2 separate regions of the Mus musculus genome follow, and region 2 is linked to region 1. Evidence: chromatin loops called from intact Hi-C (ENCODE). Cell type or tissue: heart. All regions are shown on one strand. Each heading gives the region's core, and the rest is flanking DNA. Links, peaks and the distances in the headings are about the cores only.

What was found. A loop is a pair of places that touch in the nucleus more often than their neighbours do. Peaks named below come from ENCODE experiments on the same cell type or tissue, not always from the same donor. Only the 100,000 strongest peaks of a DNase experiment are listed, where the experiment ranks them.
Region 2: a loop joins it to region 1, with 3.0 times the contacts of the local background. A loop is called at or near these places in 4 of 42 quality-filtered maps.

The regions. Positions count from the first base shown.
Region 1 is chr8:49,704,774-49,714,978 of GRCm38, reverse strand. No RefSeq gene overlaps it. Among named protein-coding and RNA genes, the nearest start is that of 4930555F03Rik, 340 kb to the right of the region's middle. In heart, for the core only: a CTCF peak has its summit at 6,058 (motif pointing right); no DNase peak of the experiment used is centred there.
Region 2 is chr8:49,524,522-49,534,726 of GRCm38, reverse strand. It overlaps 4930555F03Rik (a long non-coding RNA gene), which reads right to left. Exons shown (of 10, transcript XR_001778771.2): 9 at 1,811-2,027. Among named protein-coding and RNA genes, the nearest start is that of 4930555F03Rik, 160 kb to the right of the region's middle. In heart, for the core only: a CTCF peak has its summit at 5,250 (motif pointing left); no DNase peak of the experiment used is centred there.

The sequences.
Region 1 (10,205 bases), core at 1,303-9,302:
TGACATGCTTGCTATGTGCCAAGTGGGCTTCTAAATGTCCTGAATATTCATTAATCTTCCAACAGTCTTCTGAAGTAGGCCACGCGATCATCACTATATACATGAAGAAATTTTGTTTAAAGAGAAATTTACCTTGGAGTTCAGTTCCTCACAGGCAGAACAAACCTGCCACTAAACACAGATTGTGCTCTATCTATCTATCTATCTATCTATCTATCTATCTATCTATCTATCTATCTATCTATCTACCTACCTACCTACCTACCTATCTATCTATCTATCTATCTATCTATCTATCTATCTATCTATCTATCTATCTATCTATCTATCTATCTATCTCAGTTAGTTAGTTAGTTAGTTAGTTAGTTAGTTAGTTAGTTAGTTAGTTTTTTCGAGACAGGTTTCTCTGTGTAGCCCTGGCTTTCCTGGAACTCACTCTGTAGATCAGGCTGGTCTCGAACTCAGAAATTCGCCTGCCTCTGCCTCCCAAGTGCTGGGATTAAAGGCATGTGCCACCACTCGTAGAGATGGGGATGACTCTATTGACCTCTATAGCAGAAAGAAATTAATTAGGTGTAATACTTTTATAGGTTCAGGAAATAATGATGCTGAGACCAACAGTAATGAGCTAATGAAGTGATTGTGGAAGGTGTCACTAACAACATTAATAGACTAAGTATGAACATGGATGGATCTCAATCTGCTTCTAGTGTTTTCAATCTTTCATAGCTCTCTTCCTTAGAAATTGTAAAAGAAAACAAGTATGTTAGTTTCCTGATTTCGAGATGCTATTATTCTCAGAGAAGTAAAAAGGAATTAAAACTATCTTTGCATCTTTACTCTCATTAACCAGGAGCTCCACTAGAGACCTTATCTCTGTGAGTCCCACAGAATAAGGCTGAATAAGGCTTATTCTCATGTTTCACTCTACTTGGGAGTCTTACATGGCTAAATTGGATGAGTGTGATTGGCAGGAGCCTGTGGTGTGTTTTCAGTTTTAACCAGTCTGAAGAACTGAGAAAGGTGTGGGGAGAAAATGAAGTCAGGGTTCACGGTTCCTTACATCACAGGTCATCCATCATGGGATTGTTGTCTGAGAATGCCACAGCTACTGGTCACCATTATTACTCCTTTACTCCTAAGAGGCTTCAATACTAGTTCCTAGTATTACTACATTTAGGACATCGCACTGGCATTCCTGCCCTTTGAGCCACTTCCCACTCTCTACAGTTGCATGATGTGATTGTTACATCCATTTGCTGCCTAGATTCCAGCTGACATAAAATCTTTCAGAATATAGTGCAGTGTAATCTATTTCATATTCATCGTCCCTATGTAAAACCATTTTCTGTACTTTTTTTTATAACTTGAAAAAGTTGTCCCAACTCTCTAATCTTGAGCATATGGTGTAATTTTTAGAACACAGGTAGAATTTATAACCCTACACTTAACAGCATTTCTAAGTTGTAAGTGATTCCTATTTTAATCAAAGGAAAAAATTAAATTGTGCATGTAAAAATTAGAGACTGTCGTTGGCATCTGTGTGTGTCAATGGGGCCATTAGTGTCACGGGCATCCAGTTGACACATAAATTTCTTGAGTGCATGGTACTGGTTGACTTAATAATGGTAGAGGGAATTCCTGAATTTTTAAATTATTTACATACTTGGAAGTGCACAGACAGATCCATGTACAATTGTCTTAGGTGAACAACTTAAATGTTTCTGTCAGAAGGTGATCCTTTAATGCAACTGGGTAAAAATTGACTGGATTTCATCAATAGTATTTAAGTACTGTTTCTTTTCATTGCAACAAAATATCCTTGATATTAAAATACTAAAATACCTTATAGGATTCAAGGGAGAAACATCTTTCGCATTTTTAAGTGAGCATCTGTATAGGACAAATGTACATAAGACTTTAAACTGCACCAAGATACTATCTCAGTAAATTCTATTTTAAATGCCAGAATTACAGATTAAAATATTCCAAACTCTCTTATGCCTTGAACCATAAATAAAAATAATATGGGCAGGTGTTCATGTAAATTTCTTAGGAAATTTATATAAAAAGATTTAAGAAAAGCTTCAAGTTAAACATGGATTTCTTTTTTAAAATACTATTACATAAGTGAAAATAAGATGTCTGATATGAAAAAAATACTACAGATAGGGTAAGGTTTATTTTTTAAAAACCCTCCAAATAATGACTTAATGCATGTTTATTTGAACCTTAAATCTATAGATCAGAATATTGGGCAAGACTCATCTGGGTAGTTGCTATTGAATTCATTCCAACATCTTCAGTAAGCAGGTTGGCTGGGAGCTGGCTGGTCCAGGATCACCTGTGCTGGGAAACTTCCTCTGTCCCACATGGTCTCTCATCTTCCAGGAGGTTAGCGGAGCCTGTTCATATGGCAGCTGGGCAGCCTTCCAAGAAAGCCAGCAGTAGCATTCAAGAAAGCTCAACATTGTTTCACCAAATTCTATGGTGGAAAGACTGTCACCAGGGAGCCCAAATTCAGGGGGTGGGAGAGGTAAGGTTTAAATGGAAGGATGTCTAACTCAAAGATCAAATGGAACAGAAATAAGCAAAGCAAAAGCGTAACTGTTTTATGATCTCTCAAAATTAGTCAAAGGAATAAGTCAGAATGAGAGTGCAAAGGGTAAAGTTATTGCTGTAAAGAGACTGAAGCAAAGATCATGATTTTGCATCTACCAGTGTATCTGCAAATAGGCACATGTTCCTATTTGGTGCTTTTAAGATCTTAAAAGAACTTTAATCTCTATCGCATCTTCATTGGGGTCTTATTTCTCTGTGTTGTTGTTGTTTGGTTCTTATTTCAGCCAAATCTACAGGTCCTTCCATGGTTTGCTTTTTTTCTTGGCGTTTCTTCCTTCTCCCCATCTTACTCTCTGACTCCCAGAACTGTTCTATTCTTTCTCTGAGTGAGTTTTATCTTTCCCCAGCCTCTCTTATCCTGCTTACTGTCCATTCCAAACTCTGGCAGAAACAAAGTTAATGAAGAAAACACTAAGTCATTTGGCAGCCATGAAGAAGCAATGAGATGCCAACTTCTAAAGAGCCAGAGGACATTTAAACCCCAAATGCTGGGAATCTTTGTGCAAATACAAATGGAACAGAGGGAGGGGGAAAAAAAGCATGTAAAGGATTATTAGGTAGCAAGAGGTTGGCCACCGTTTTCCATTACTTATTTTCCCATACTTATTAGAAGACGATTTCTATGTTTTTGTTTGAGTTTGTGCAAGGGGAGAAATTAATGAGCACAAGATGGGAGGAGGCAGAGAGAGAGAGAGATACTAAGAATCAATGGAAACTTGCCTCATTCCATTTCGAGTCAGACCATAAGAAAATAGTTTTCAAAACGTAAGGATTCAGGTTAACAATGCAGGTAAAGTTTCCAAGTTCCAAAAAGATCCTGCATGAGAACTGAGATGTGTGTTATATTTCAAAAAAGAAAAGCAGCTGCTCATTCCAGACAGAATTTGCTATTGCCTTCTGATGAGAGGAAGCTAGGACTCAAACCTAGATCTTGTATTCTTCATTGTTATTCTTCTAATACAGACCTTGCCCCTTGCCCAAGCTAAGATTGTTACTCCACGGAGGGTTTTTAGACATCATTAACCACAGGAAGAGAACATAACACAGCAGAAACTCGGAGATTGAATAACAACCTTGAAATTCAAACTGACATCATGTATTATTGTGTGCATTATATACTAAACAGTTATTAGGAACAATTAGCAATTAAAGACTCTTAGGTGCAGTTATATGGTTTTCTACAATATATCCTGAGTAGCAGGCTAAGTGCTTTGGCTGTAAGCCAATCATCAAAAAGCCCACAGAAAATGCTAATCTCAAATATGTGCTCTTTATGGCTATTGAATGAGGTCTGTTAATCAAGCCAAGGTCTTACAGAAATGGGGGAACTTCAGGTGCAAACTTCTCACTACAAAGAAAATACCATGTTATATAAAATGCAGGTGGCCACTGCAAAATAAATGTACACACTTGCTTTCTCAACTTGGCTTTTATCAAGAAGAAGAAGTGAAGCAAGAGGAAGAGAAGGAAGGAGAAGGAGAAGGAGAAGGAGAAGGAGAAGGAGAAGGAGAAGGAAAGAAGAAGAAGAAGAAGAAGAAGAAGAAGAAGAAGAAGAAGAAGAAGAAGAAGAAGAAGAAGAAGAAGAAGAAGAAGAAGAAAAGAAGAAGAAGAAAATAAGAAGAAGAAAATAAGAAAGAATATTTTAACATGGAAATGGTAATGTAGAAATATTCTAATATATCTCAATTCCAGCACAAACTTAATGAAATGTTCTTTCTGTTTGGTTGTGACTCTTGTTGTTCATCGCAGTTATCACAAAATCCTAAAACTCTACTTTTCTGAAACATTAAAAAGATGTTACATCATGGTCCAGCCAAGTGTATGAGCTGTAATTGTGCACATGTAGCTCCATATAGATTGAATACTATATTTTTAATTTTAGGACGTTCACAATATCCATCTTCCCAAAGAGACATATGTTCAATGATAGTAAATAAGGCAGATTTTTGTGCTTTATTATATGGTACTTATATTTTATTAAAATCAGAGTGATAGTTTCAATTCACCCATCATTAGTATTTATACAGATTTTTGGGGGAGTTCAATTTATATATTGAGTAAATAGTAAACTGATCTTATTCTCTGTTTAGCACAATTTTCTTAAAGTATGGAGTAGGCTAAAGGCAAATGGTGTCCAATTTCTATAGGATACTTAGGACCGGAAATGATAGAACCACTATAAAGGGTTAAAACTAAAACTAGTTTACTGACCATGTATGGTTATATGTTTGTGAATAAATAACTGATTGATATGCTCAGCCTAGCACACATTCCTCTAAATGCCACATAGAACAATAAAAATATAGTGCTGTGAAAGAATGGACTGAGGAAGCTAAGAAAGATCTGTTTTATACTTGGATATAATCTGAGAGTCTTCAACTTTACATAGCGTCAATAATCTTAAAGATAGAGAACACAGCAACAAATAATAAGCCAATTTCTGACTTTTATTTAGAGAAAAAAGGATATTATGGTTGAGCCTTGTGGCTGCATGCCTACAATAGGGAGCACTAGGCAGGACCTTGTGACTTTCAAGGCCAGTTTGGGCTACCTGGAAGGACTATGTACATAATCAGGAAATAATAACACACTATAAATCGAAAAGTATCTCAAAGTTTTAATATTAAAAAAGAAGGTAGTGGTTTTACAAAGTAGCCCAGTTTCTGAAGAGATGTCTCAGCTGTAAGACCACTTACTCTTGTTCCAGGGGGCCAGTGTCCAGTTCCCCCCAGTAACATTGGGTGGCTTACAACTGCTCACAGCCCCAGCTGGAGGGTTTCTGATTTGCATGGACAACTGCACACAGGTGTCACATACTCTCGCAGACACATCCACATACACAGAAATAAATCTCTTTAGAAAAGCATCCAAAGCATTTGTAGATTAAGATTTGGTCATTTCTAAAATGATTCTGTTATTTAGAATCAACGGAAAACACACACAATAAACTCTAAGCAAGAAGACTTAGCATGGAGACTTGGAAGGAACATAGAATTAGGGAAAGCTAGAAGCAAGGATTTTAAAACTAATATATCATTGTTCTTACCCAAAAATTGAACAAGGAAGCTACTCAGTGTGAAGAACTAAGCCTGAATTCAGGGGTTATGGGGAAAAATGCTATTTTACAATCCAGATGGAAATCAACAGTAAAGGAATGTTTTCAAAATCTAAGGTCTGTAACCTTGTAACTTTAATACTAGGCTTTCCATGTTGTCTCCTGTGCTGAACACCTGCACTTGGGAGATGGGTCTATCACATGCTACAGGCTTAGTCTCCATTGTACTTGAGGACTATCTGAGACCTCTGCTATTCTTCTTGTAGTTGAGTGAGGTACAGTCTCTCTCAGTGAGTGATATAAAGAAGTACTGGGGAGAGGCAAACTGATGGGATGTTTGGAGTAGCAAAGTCTTGCCTGGCTCCTGGTCTCTAGCCATTGCTAGTGATATGCACTTCCAGAAGATGGAGCTATAGCTCAGTCAAAGTGCTCACGAATGAGAGAGAGGGAGCAGAGAGAGAGAGACAGAGGGGAGAGAGAGAGAGAGAGAGAGAGAGAGAGAGAGAGAGAGAGAGAGAGAGAGAGAGAGATTGAAATTTAACATCTCAGAATCTGTTTTAATCATCTTTTTAAAACATAATAATAAAATAGTGCTAAATGGTAGTAGAAGGTAAGAAATGGGTCAAAAACATAGTTGTTCAGATCAAATCCAAAAGATTTTTTTTAGCTTAAAGTGCTTTATTTAGTATATAGTGTTTATGAGAATAATTTGAATGGGCTGAAGGTGTTCTTGAACAGAATTCAGCCCTCTTAAAGAGAATGAAAGATATCACGATTTAGATTTTACAAAAATGAGAATAGTCGGAGACAATCAAAGGTGTGTGTGTGTTTTCTTTGAAAGAAGGTATCTTTCAAAGTCTATGGGAGAGCACCCTTATATCCTCAAAATTGTTAAGATTGTGCTGCTTCATAGTCTCCATTTGTCTCTATCGCAAGATTTTTTTTTAACTATATACCTCCTCCTTCACCTGTCCTTTGCCAACATTTATTACAAGTGATAATAGTACTGCTCTCCCATGAGTATGTAGTACACCTCTATCTCATTATACATCCCCATCTTAGAAATCTGTGTGTGGCCGACATCACAAAAGACCATAATAGAGTTCGTTGCCATCCGTGCAGGGCAATCACCCTCTTATAGAAGCCAACTGTCTATGAAGGAAGACTGTTCTGGACCAGTGGGCCAGGGGATGAGATATGTTCTAGGCAGCAGTGTCTTTCAGCAACATCACAGAAAAGGCTTTAGAGCTAAATCATAAGTGTGAACACCAGAATTTAAATTTGAATCATTTTCCCAACTACAGAAATGTTCCCATGAGCTTGATACTCTGGAAGCCCCGCAAGGCCTCCTGAGTGTGTGAGATTTGGGTTACGGTGGGCAAAGTTGAGGGTTGGAGTTAGAAGAAGAATGAGGCTCATCTGAGGTATTACTAGAAGTCTGTCTTATCACTCTGCTCTTCAAATGTGTAGCTTTATGCAAGTTTGAGATGTACAGTCAGGGCTTTTTTTCCCTCTAAAGTTTTTTTTACATGTAATGATATATAGTAGCTGTTGTTCTTCTTTCTCTTTTATTATTCCTTTCTTTGTGTGTATGTCTGTGTGTGAGTCTCTCTCTCTCTCTCTCTCTCTCTCTCTCTCTCTCTCTCTGTGTGTGTGTGTGTGTGTGTGTGTGTGTATGTCTCTGTGTGTATGGCTGTGTGTATACAAGACTGGGTATACCATGGTATATAAGTGCTCACGTAGAAATGAGATCAGAAGACAACTTTGTGGCATTATTTCTCTTTACACAGTTTCACAGATTCCAGGAATCAAATCCGGGTTGCTAAAACTAAGCATTTTAAACTAAGCATTGTTTTCTGCTGACCCATCTTGCTGCCTCAAGCAGCATGTTTTCTGATGGGAATCCAGTTTGTGCTATGTCTGACAGGAATTATCCAATATACAATGTTATCTCACATTGCACTGGCACCAAGACATCCCTACTAATGTGAGAGACATCTATAGAGACATCTATTTCACATCAATTTAGATGCAAACTAAAGCACAACCAGTTTTTTTTCTTGCAGATATGACCCTGGTCTTACATTGTTTTATAGCTGTTTTTAATTTTTATGTGATGATGTGTGGGTTTTGTAACTTTACGTTAAATTTCAAATTCTCTTCATAACTTTGTGACTGTTATCTTAGCTGATGACAAGGAAGCACTGTTGTTTTACAGCTACCTATTGAAATTAAATTCCCATAAGGAGAGAAGGTAAAATTACTATTTCATAAGAAGGAAACACTTTTCTATAAATTTGAGTCTGAGTGCAAATCTTTACAGCATGGAGATCCAATGTCTATCCTAATGTTTAGCAACTGTAAGCAGGGTATAAAATGTTTATGATGCTAGTTACTTTTTGGTATCCAGATGATATAATCTGAAGAAAACTCAGGCTTTGAGCTCCAGCCTTATAAAGGATTTCATTGCTGAACCTTGATGTCTTCAACTATACGATGGGCATGTACTTAACTTCACAACATGCTCTGACAACTGAGTAGCAGAAGTCTTTGGCATGATCTCTGTAAACAATTGCTTTGTCTAAAGAGTGTTCTTGTAGAGCACACTGCTGTGCCATGCCTTCCTAAATGCCCACTGTTCTGCCATATGTTAGGAAGTTTGAATACTTACAATTTCAACGTGAATTTAAGCTGATTTGCCAAAGGAAAAAAAAAATTGCTGAGTTCTTTCTCTCAGCAAAGTCTTATTTCTTTGGCAAATCTACTTTAATTAAGTTAAAATTATACTCCAGCCTCCCCATCCTGGCATTACCCTACACTGTGACATTGACCTCTCCTCCCATTGATACCCAACAAGGCCATCCTCTGCTACAAACAGGGCTAGAGGCATGTGTCCCTCCATATGTACTCTGGTTGGTGGTTTAGTCCCTGGGAGCTCTGGGTTGGTCTGGTTGGTTGATATTGTTTTTCTTCCTATGGGGTTGCAAAGCCCTTCAGGGAGCACCCTTATAGGAGTAGGGAGAGGAAGAATAGGATAGAGAGTTTCCAGAGGGGGAAATTGGGAAAGGGGATAACACTTGAATTGTAAATAAAGAAAATATCCAATGGTTAAAAAAAAAAAAAGATTTGCTGAGTTTTAAATGCATATAAGGTTTAGTTCCTTCTAAATTTTAATACAGACTCCTAGTCAAAGCCACTTGGAAAAGTGTGAAGGGATGTGGGACAACATGAAAATGAAATTAATTCTCCCCCACAATGCGTTTTAACCACCTCTAATTGTTTTAGGCAAGAGAAGGTGTGTGGAAGGGGTGGGTGGTGGGTGGAGGGGGATGTTGTCAAAAAGGCTCCTTGGAGCATACAGTGCCACACAACTGAACCTCCCTGAATGTCATTGCCACCACAGAAAATTGGCTCTGAAAAGACCGGTCTGTGCTAGTTTTACCTGCGTATTTCAGTTGTCATTTGCCTACTCAGGGGACCGGAGAAGAAAGCATTTTCCAAGCCTGGCAAGTCTACAGGGGTCTAAGAGCAGGAATCTGCCAACAGAAAATTAAAGTAATAAGGGAGGCACATTAACAAAAGCTCTTTTTCTTTTAATAAACATTAAAAAAAGGGAGTCCCAATAGGCCTGCCCCTTTCCAAGTGTTACTTTAGTTAGAGATATTTTTGCTTAACTTTTCAGACTATAAAGTATGAGACAACAGAAAAGGTGACAACAGAAAACATTTTTTGAATGTTTTGTATGCTTTTCCTCTAAGAGATTTTATATGCTAATTATTCCTACAACATACTCTGTTTAATTTCAACTGTACAATACAGATTTAAGTTCATGAGGGTGTCAGTGTGCTGTACATAGGGTTACATCGTTATTCATTGTATAACTTTGGGGTGACTTTAACTCAAGAAACAGCCCATCCCGAATATGTTCTTTGTAGAACAACACTTCAAAAAATGCACAGAAACGAGCTGTTTGTTTTGCTTTCTTTAAAGTAACTATAATTTCCTAATTCAGCTGTTTCTGCCTTGATTATTTTGCCTCTTCACTTTAATGGTGGCACTTGGAAATAATTTAGAAAAAAAAATACCTAGTCTATCCTCTCCGGCTCCTGCCTTTAATAAGGGAAGCCTATAGACAAACATTGGATAGGCAAGGATTTAAATGGCATGCAATTCTAGACAGTGCATGGCAGCACTTTAAATTTTTTCTCTCTGCCCTGTTAATTCTTCCTTCTTATTAATGAAGGCTTACAAGACACCTGGAATACAGCAAGGGCAAAATGATGGTGTCGGGATGTCCAGCTTTATTTCAAGGCTTGATAAACACACTATCTCCAATAACTTGTGTTTGAAGATGATGAAGATAAAGAAAAACAAATACCCTCTTGGTGTAAGGGACTTACAATCAACACAGGTCAATACAGCATTAATCCTGCTTCTTCTTCTTCTTCTTCTTCTTCTTCTTTTTTTTTTTTTAAACCCATGAAGAATCATTCTTCAATTCCTTCTGCTAATGAAGAGGTGCTGTAGG
Region 2 (10,205 bases), core at 1,124-9,123, 180 kb after region 1:
TCAGAACAGGAAAAGTTCAGCAAAATAGTTGAGTGCTTTCTGATACAGATGGCATCTGTCATTTCAATAAGTTATTTAAATCAAGTAGGGAAAATATCTCTCAAATCTTTCTCAGACAAATACACCAAAGAAATCTGGAATAACATCTAAGATATCAGAAGTTGTTTTTGGACCTTCAAGATTTCCTTTCATTTAGGCAGCTAACCATTGTGTCTGTGACTCCTCTCTCTCTCTCTCTCTCTCTCTCTCTCTCTCTCTCTCTCTCTCTCTCTCATGAATTCCATCTGCTTCTAAGTGTCAATGCTGGAGCTTGCATGAGAGCACTTTTGATTAGCACTAAAAAAAGGTCTAACGTCTGAGATCTTGAATAGAAAACTTCTAATAAAACTAAACTTCTCTAATAGTATCTTGTCAGATCAGCTGTATGGTCCCAGAGTAGGTTGCTTAAATCCTGGCTAAGCCTGGGAGTGCAAAGCTTAACACCCGCAGGCTTGCAATCTTTTCGAATGTGATTATAATTCAGCACAAGCTTTGCATCCTGGATAAAGGTTCCCCTTGAACACAAAGTATGTTACATGCTTGTGTGGTAGTGATCAAAATACTCAGCAGATTATGGCACTTGCTGCTCTTCAACCTCCAAAGTGGTGTTAAAATGCTACATCCAATCAGCTAAGCTGTAAATTAATTTTTTTAGATTGAAGACATAGTTTTATTTTATATGCCAGAAACTCGTTTCAACCCTAGCATTTCTGTTAGCACATTGCATCTAGCAGCATAACTCAAGAGGTTTAATGAAAGTTTAAAAACAATCTGTTGCAGATTTTGTGCCTAATTTATTTTTAATTGCAAATTGTACGACACGTTATTGCCTGTGAAAATAGAAATTTAATTTCCTTCCTGTTTCTTTTCTTTTTTTTTTCTTTCATTCTTTCTTTCCTTCTATCCCCTCCAGCCCCCAAAATTCTGTTACAACCAAAGAGGAAATGGGCTTTTAGCATGCTGTTTTCTGAATTTGTTTCTTTATTCTTAGACCCTGATTGTGCAGTCTTTGGAAACTATATCTCATGCCACTTAGCACAGATCCCTCAAACATGGATTCATGCCTTCTGAATGTGCAGCCTGGGATCCTGTGAGGATACAATTACTCCAAGGGTGTAAATATAAACACCCTTATCCTGGTGCAGGACAGAGGACTCATTCTGATGGTGTCATACTTACAGTGGGAGGCACTTTAAATCATTTAGCACCCTCATTTGCAATGCAGTAAAAGCACAGACAAGTTCAGTTTTAAGTATAAGTCCAGTTGGATAATTTGTAAAAATTAGATATTATCTTCATATCTTTATAATAGTAGAACAAAGTCCTTTATTATCATGTTGTTGTTTTGAATGTAACTGTCAGGTGTTTTTTTTTTGTTTTGTTTTGTTTTGTTTTTGTTTTGTTTTGTTTTTTTAAACTGGCCTTCATTGTAATATATTGGAAGAAAAAAAAATCAAATAAAAGTACCCATGCTGGTCTTTCTGAAGGCCTTGTCGCACTCTGCTGCGTCTGATGGTTTGACACTGTGGAAGAATCTGAAATGTCACAACATGGGCATTGGAAACAAGGGTCTCTGTGCTTGGTTTGCATTCCCTCCTGACTTCTTTGGCAAATTTACATCACAACTGTGTTGTATTATTTATTTTCAGTTTCCCTACTTTCTCTTTCTCCCCTGCCCTTAGAGAGTAGCCATCAGCCCGCTTCCTCCCAGCTTGTGTCAGCTAAGCAAACTGCCATCTTAGCTAGTGACAAGTTCAGAGCTGCCACTTACCAGATTGGGTGTGAATTAGTATGGGGAACAGGTCTCTCCTTTCTGCTAGACAGTGCTTTCAGCTTCTACAAGGCCCAGATCCAGTGATGACATGAGCAACATGATGCCTTGTTTTGTGCTAGCTCTTCTGTAGCACGCACTACACAGCGTTGACCTCCACACAGGTGTTATGAGTGAGTCTCTTCCTATTTGTGAACAGTCGGATACGACGTGTTGGCTGGGGTAGAGAAAACAAACCCAGATGAAAATATTTGCAATATTTAAAATCAAGGAGGCAGAAGGTCAGAGAAGTAAGTTTAACAATTAAATAAAAAACATAATCAGCTTTCTTAAGGAAGAATTGATTATCTTAACATAGCATACTGAAGTAGAAAATTAAGGTAGTAACCGCTATCAAGTCATATGAGGCATTTGTATGTTTTATTTTTTAATTTTTACAAGACTTAAGATGTGCATAATTACTTTTCTTAGGTACTTCACAATGCATCATTGAGGAAAAATAATTATTTAAAGTACTTTTTTTCACTTTTCAGCTTGGTTCTGATAATTGAAATTAAAGACATGAATAAATAACATTTGGTAAAGGAGTAAGTAGGGACAGGGATGGGTTCATCTCTACAGATGCAGATGGATGCAGATGAATTACAAGTGAAGGGGCAGTTTGTCTATGTATTTGCTTAGCAGAAGAAGTAGTATATATTTTATAAAAAGAGGTTTGGTGAAACCTGATGACTCTTTGAAACTCGATCAGGTATTGGGACCAGTGTTGTAAAGGAAGTGTGATAATGTTCTTGACCAAATGAATGGAGAATGAATTTATGGAAAGCGTCGGTCATAGACAATATTTAAGATCTAGGAATAAATATGTTAGGTTGATAGTATTGGTATATATTCGCATATAAATCATTATGGCAAAACTCAATCCTGTTACCAGGACATGAACGTTATCTGTTTTTATAAATTCCTGTCCAAGACTGAAGGGCAAGTTATCAGAATGAAGGCATCTTCACTGTCTCCTTCCTTTCCTCCTTTCCCTCCATCCTTCCCTCTATTCTCCTTCCCTCCTTCTCTCCTTCCCTTCATCCTTCCTTCTTTCCCTTCGTTCCTGCTTTCCACGGCATTATGAGGTCAGAGATTTAGGTAAAGAAAACTAAAACTTTGTTAAGCTCTTCAGAGAAAACTTTGCTACTAGTGAAAATGTAGTTTGAAGTTCAGTCTTCTGGGGCTTTTTCAACACTGTCCAGGGAGTCCAGTTCTGTTCATGCACTCATTCTAACTTTAAAATGCTTCCAAGGAATCAATCTCTCTCTCTCTCTCTCTCTCTCTCTCTCTCTCTCTCTCTCTCTCTCTCTCTCTTTCTCTCTCTCTCTCTCTCTCTCTCTCTCTTTCTCTCCCCTCCCCTCCCCTCCCCTCTCCTCCCCTCTCCTCCCCCACCCCGTATGTATATGTGTGTGGAGTCTCTCTGTTCATTCATTCCCATACACACAGAACCTTATAACCTAACCCATGCTGGGATTAATAATGTACAAATGTAAGTATATCTATAATCTTTGAGGTTTTAGCGATCTGTTAAAAAAACAAAAGGATTTTTTTTTTTAAATCAGAATCATCAGAAAGCAATAGAAGTATTATTAACCAGGCCAGGTGATAGTCATGTATACATGTATACTTTCCAACTTTAACTTATGCCTATATTCATACCGTTAGGGAATGAATATGGTCAAAATATATTGTTTTAAAAATGTAAAACATAAGTTTATTAGATTTTAAAGTTAAGTATTTGTAAAATGTACATGGGTGATACATTTTTCCCCAATCTATGGCATTCAAAAATTGTTCAGTATAGGGGAGTGGGGGTGGGTGGGTAAGGGGGACTTTTGGTATAGCATTGGAAATGTAAATGAGCTAAATACCTAATTAAAAAAAAAAAATTGTTCAGTTTGAAAAACATTTTTTTAGAAAAATCAAAATATGTTTTAAATGTAAATATTTGAACATAATAAGCATATTATATAAAATGTAATAATAAAATAGCTTATCATATTCCTCCTTATAGACAAGATTTCAATTTAAACTATTTTAGGACACATGGATTTTTGCACTCAAACTAAACTTTAAAATAAAATTATAACCCCAAAATATGAAAGGTTAAATTTAACAAGTCTTCATAGCATTTTCAAACACATATGTTTAACAAACAAAATACATTATAAATAGTTTGTTTTAATTTATTTCCTTAAATTGATCACAGCAAAGAAGAACACTTTGGGATAACAGGACAGAGTGCATGATTCAGTTTATCCTGTCACCAAAAGTAATACCGCCATGTAAACTGGCTATAGTTCCTGCCTGACACTTACCATCACCATGTCCCATTTACAGTGTGTTTACTTAGTACAGGGCTTACTTTTTGTACCGTTTCAGTTGTTTTCCTATCTGCGTTTGTTTGGATCGCAAACATAGTAATTCTGAGAGGGGAAGCACACAGCCAGTGAAGGAACTTTGTAAACACCACTATAGATAAACAAAAACAACAAAGAAGAACAACACAAACAACATGATATGAGGAAGCTGCCTTCTCTGTCCCTCCCGTGCTACCTCATTTGTCTGTGGACATACTTCTGAAGCAATTAACAGGCTCCAGTCCCTTGTGGTAAGAGGAATCCCCTACAGTGGGACATTCAAATTAGCAGACACCTTAGGGATAACAGATATAACATTCTTTTTTTTTTTAATGAAGACCCAACATTGGGAGAAATTAAATCATTTAACCCATGTCATAAACATAAATGGAGCAAATTCAAAGTGCCTAACTTTGAGTTCCATATTTTCTTCCTGCATTAACTTAATTAGCTCTCAGGAATTATTCTATCACCATTGAATTAAGCACAAACTTGTGTTATCTAAGAGATGAGAACCATAAGCATACCCTGTATAACCCTTACAGTAGAGTACCACTTGGCATGGGGACTCTACTGTCAAAATGGGGACTTTAATGCCTTAAAAGGGGGACATTTGGGTGCAGCAAACTAATATTATACCTAAATCATTAGTATTTTGAATAAAGATTAAAATATCCCTAGAAAATAACTTAGATTTACATTCACATGAGCATCTCTATCAAGAAATACAATTGAACTGGGTTGTGAAAAAATTGGAGCAACCCTAGACATATGTCATGTCTACTGTGGGCATAACGGTCCTACATCACCCAGCTCTGATCCACTCTGGATTCTGATAAATGATAAGATGCATGCACAGGGGTAATTCTAAAATCAGGCTTAGATTACAGGACTAGAGAAACCATGCTGCCCTTAAGACTACTCATTTGCTCATGCAAAGTACCTGAGTTCAATTCCCAGCCTCCACGCAGTGCTTACAGCTAGCTGTCTGTAACTCCAGTTCCTTAGGAATCTCATGCTCTCCGCTGACCTCTGCAGGCGCTGCATGCACATGGTCCCCATGTACACATTCAGGAACACAGACATACACATACAATGTAGATCTCTAAATGCTTTGAAAGTAAGATTCCAGTTGCAGTCCTGGCAATGAACACATATGTGGGAGATGGGCATTTTATTCTGTCTTCTCTCAAATACAGATCTTAAGATCTACGAATGGAAGTAATTATAATTTCACAGCAGAATCTGGGTCAGATCAAAAAACCCAACCACTTGGCTGCTCAGGCTGCATGACAGAGTTCTTGCAAACCATGAGCACATAGGATCTATGTGTGTCTGGGATGGCTAAGTGCCTAGAAGATAAATGAATGGCAGAAAAGAAAATTCTTCTCTCCTAATTAAATTAGTCAGTTTCATGTCACTGTGACTAAGCAATGGAAGGAAGAAAATTAAAGAAAACTTTTTTGGGGGCACATGATTTTAGCCCATCACAGTTGTCAGGCTTAGGAGAGGTACGGTGGTAATTTGAATGAAAGGCAACCACTCCACAATTCATATACCAGAAAGCAGAAACCAGACAGAAACAGAGACTAATTCTAACCTGCAGGACCAGCCTATCCTAACCTAGACCCACAGACTAGGGTCTATGTAACAGAGTCTACCACTTCATAAAACAGTGCTACCAGCCTGAGACTAAATGTCCAGACACATGACAACATAGGGGAATTATACATTCACATTTGAAGACCCAAAGCCCAATATGAGGACAACAGGAAAGATATTCTCTATGTATTTGTCAACCTTGATAACTGCTTTAGGGTATGTTCAACCAGTGCAACAATATGCATCGAATTTTTAGCATGGATCTTCTAATCTACCTGATGCTGTGTATATTGAGGAGAAAGAGTCAGATATGTTGTGGGATCTCAGTGTGAAGCCCACCCACAAATAACCAATTACAAGGATGGATTCCCAATGTGTGGAAAGAGTTTACATTAACCACCAGGCTGAGTTAAAGAGACATGGTTTTTAGAGTCTCTGTGTTCATCCTGTATAACAAAGCATTAGATTGGGAGTCATTTCACTTGAATTCATCCTCGTATCAGCATATAGGACATAATCTTAGTTAGGGAACCTACATCCTCTGTATTTTACTATCCTATAGTGAATCATGCTTACTGTGTTACTACTGTGTAAATGCTTGCAGGATACAATGGATTTGTTTAGAATTCGGTGTGTAGTAAATTGCATACACAAATAACACCACCTAGGGCTTTTCTGCATTTATGAAGGAGAGGTAAGTTAGAGAAAGTGACCAACAGAGCCCGGGGTTTTGCTTCTTGCTCCCTTGAAGTCTAAGAACTTGGTCTTTGAATGGCAATGCTGACAAGAGTGAGAGCATCTCAGACTGTCTGAAACATGTAACTACCATAAAAGGTAAAGAAAGATCTGAGCACCCAGGAGTAAGATGTAAGGACGTGTGAGATTTCATGAAGTAAGCAGGAGAGTTAGTACTGAAGAGAGTATATACCCCACCAAAATGCACACATAGACAGAGTTCACTCTCCAGTTATCTGTCTTGTCTACTGAAGTAACCATCTTACACTGAAGAACATGCCACAAGACAGGTACAGAGTACCCAGCAGCCCTCTTGTTATAACCCAGTGAGTTGAGTCTAAACACGCTCAGTGTCTTCTGTCACCTCCTTCCTTAGCCTCTCCTGAAACACCTGGCAATATTTCTTATTTATCTATAAAATTTTAGTCGGCAGTGCAAGCCAATTATGATGAGATGACTTTGTGAAGCTTGTTAGCTCAAAGCTTTCCTTCATGTATAAAATAATGAAATCATAAAATCCCATTCATAAGAACTCATGACATATAAAGATAAAATTTGTATCTCTTAAGAAAAATGGGGGAAAAAAAATCTCAGTGTCTTAGTCAGTGTTCTGTTGCTGTGAGATGACACCATGACCATGGCAATGCTTATAAAGGAAAGCACTTAACTGTACAGTTTTGGAAAGTTAGTCCTCATGATAGGAGAGCATAATAACAGTGTGTAGTCAGAAAGGATGCTGCGGAAGTGGCTCAGAGTTCAATAACCAGCTCTACAAATACCCCGAGGAAGAGAGACACTAGGACTAGCCTGGGCTTATTGAAACCCCAAGACCTACCCTACTGACACTCTTCCTTTGACAAGACATCACCTACCCCAACAAAGTGCCACTCGCTGATGACCAAGCCTTCAAATATATCAGCCTGTGGCAGCCATTCTTATTCAAACCACCACACTCCCCCACTATCCCCCCAGACACACACACACAAAGATCCATTAGAAGGCTTGCTATTGGGCAGTAATAAAGGTAGATGTATGGAGGAGTGGGCAATCGCTGCCATGGGCATTTCAAATAGAGCTGATTTCCATGAGTTCAGGCAGCAGTAGTCAACAGTACAAATGAAATCTCTCCTAATTCACTTTCCCAATTATGGAGTTTGTTTATCCTCAGCTAGCCCCTGCACAGAAACAAACCAAATGATGGTGGCAAGTCTATTGATTTCCCTTGTAGATATTTTTAAGCTTGTTAAATAGAGGTAGTGGCTGTAATTGCAGATTTACTATTTCACATTTGCAGCTTTCGCAGGGACAAAACTTCAGCCCCCATCATGAGTTTGAGATGTTAAACATTACTAAACATTGGCAATGCTGTGATAGATGTACCCAGAACCAGAGAACTCTTCATACTTTGTCACACAAGGCTAATTTAGTCTGCTCTAAATTAGTGGTCTGTAGAGTGGAAACTGATGTGCTTAAGGGAAGATGTGTTTAACTGCATCCTGACAGCCTAGCTCTGTGATGTGGCAATATTTTATTAGTGTTTCATGAGGTCTCAAACAGAATCACTGAGTTTATCTATCCATAGTTATCATTTAACAGCCCGCACTGGCCCAAGAGCTGTACTATTAGGGAGATCACAGTTTTATTCAGCACTTTTTTTTTTCTGAAAACATGGTTTAGTAATAAGCAATGTAATGAAACCTCATAGAAGACGACCAAAGAGACCTTCTCCAGAAAGACAATCCATTCCTCCAACAAAGACAAGAGTCACACTCTATCCTTAATGATCAGTTGCCAAATAAGAGAAGTGGAAAATACCCCTCCTTCGACTGGACAACTGACTTTGAATAGAATCAATTGGTAGAGATTTCTCTTCCCTACCTGAGCACTGTGGTGTATGCAAAATCTGTGCAACTCTGCTTGTGCCTTGGGCACCTTATTATCAGAAAATAGTAGGAAACAGAAATATTGGGTAACTTTCTAATAAATGACACTTCAACATTCAATTTGTTCTGTCTTTTCAAGCAGAATTAGTTTTAGAGGTATTTTTGTTCATTTATTATTGGGAAAGACCTTACTAACTTATTCAAGCAAGAAAATTACCCCAAAAGCTCACAAGATTTATAATGCTTGGGAAAAAAAGGCAATTCAAAACCTAATGAGACATTTTAGGCCTCATTTGCATCTCTAACCTGACCCATTTTCTGCAAAACGTTTTTGTTGGTAATTTACATACTAAAAGCTAGTTATTTATCCATCCCTAACCAAAAAGTTGATGAGATTACTAATACCACAGTGAAGTTGCGATTGCCCTAAAAGCTAAATTCAACCATTTCTAGAAGGTTGACTATTGAGTCATTTATTTAGCTATAATCTTCATTACAGGCTGGCAATATACCCAAACTCTGAGAAAAAAAATGACATGAAAGCCCAAATGTTTCATTGTCACATGCAAATTGATAACGATAATCTCCATAGGATTGTACACCTTGGGAGTAAAGAACAGTGAGGTGTGTGTGTGTGTGTGTGTGTGTGTGTGTGTGTGTGTATTACAGTGAGATATAAACCTTTGTATGCATTTGAAGCTAGTAATTTCATTAACTCATTGATGTTATTATATTAGTTGTTGTTGAAGTGTGTATGTGCAAGATGTTTCTGTGTGTGCAGCTACACATGTGTATGTGTATGTGTACACCTGTGTACTTGTATGAAAGTGTGAAACTCACATACCATGTTTTTATCTAAGGTAGGAACTCTCTCTGGGTCCTGGAATTCTCCAGTTTGGCTCCGTTTTCTAGTCACTAAGCCCCAGGTATCACCAGTCTCCATTTCCCCTGAACTGGGATTAGAAGAGAATACCAGCACACCTAGCCTTTACGTGGGTGCTGTCATTGACTTCTGTTTTTCATGCTTACATGGAAAGCCCTCTACTGACTGAGCTCCACTGCACCAGATCAAGTTCCTGTTTTGTGCTTGCTTGCCTACGAATATTAACTCTCGATATGCATGTAATGGGACAGGAAAGCTACAATGAGAAACTGAAGTGTGTAGGTGAAGCACGTCATAACTTTTAGGAAATTTTATCTTTCTTTCATGATAGATGGAGAAATGAAAATACTGGAAACCAGAGTCCTAAAAACAACGAACGGAGAAGGCGATAGGGAAAGGTTAGCAGACATATGCAAAGTTACAGATCACAGCAATCACTTTTGTGCTCTATGTCATTCTAAGGTGACTATAGTCACTGACATATTGTATATCTTAAAATGACTAGGAGAAAACATTTTGGCTTTAGAACAAGGCAGTTATATACATATAAATAGGTCTGTATATTGTTTTAAAAAAGATAACCCTGCATTGTGAGCATGCATCAAAATACTATAAAATCCCAGAATATATTTTTAGGTACTAAATAACAATATATATCCATGTGTATGTAAAGTGTCCACTAATATTTTAAGGGGATATGCAAAACAAAACAATCAAACAAACAACAATTAAAAAAAACAAGTTTTAGGGGCTCAGTGAGGAAAGTGATCATTTTTCAAACTTGAGAACTTGAGTTTGTATATCCAACACCTGTATAAAGCTACATCTTTTGTGTTAAGCATCTGTGAACACAGTGAGAGTGAAGGTGTGTAGAAAGGCAAATCCTGGAG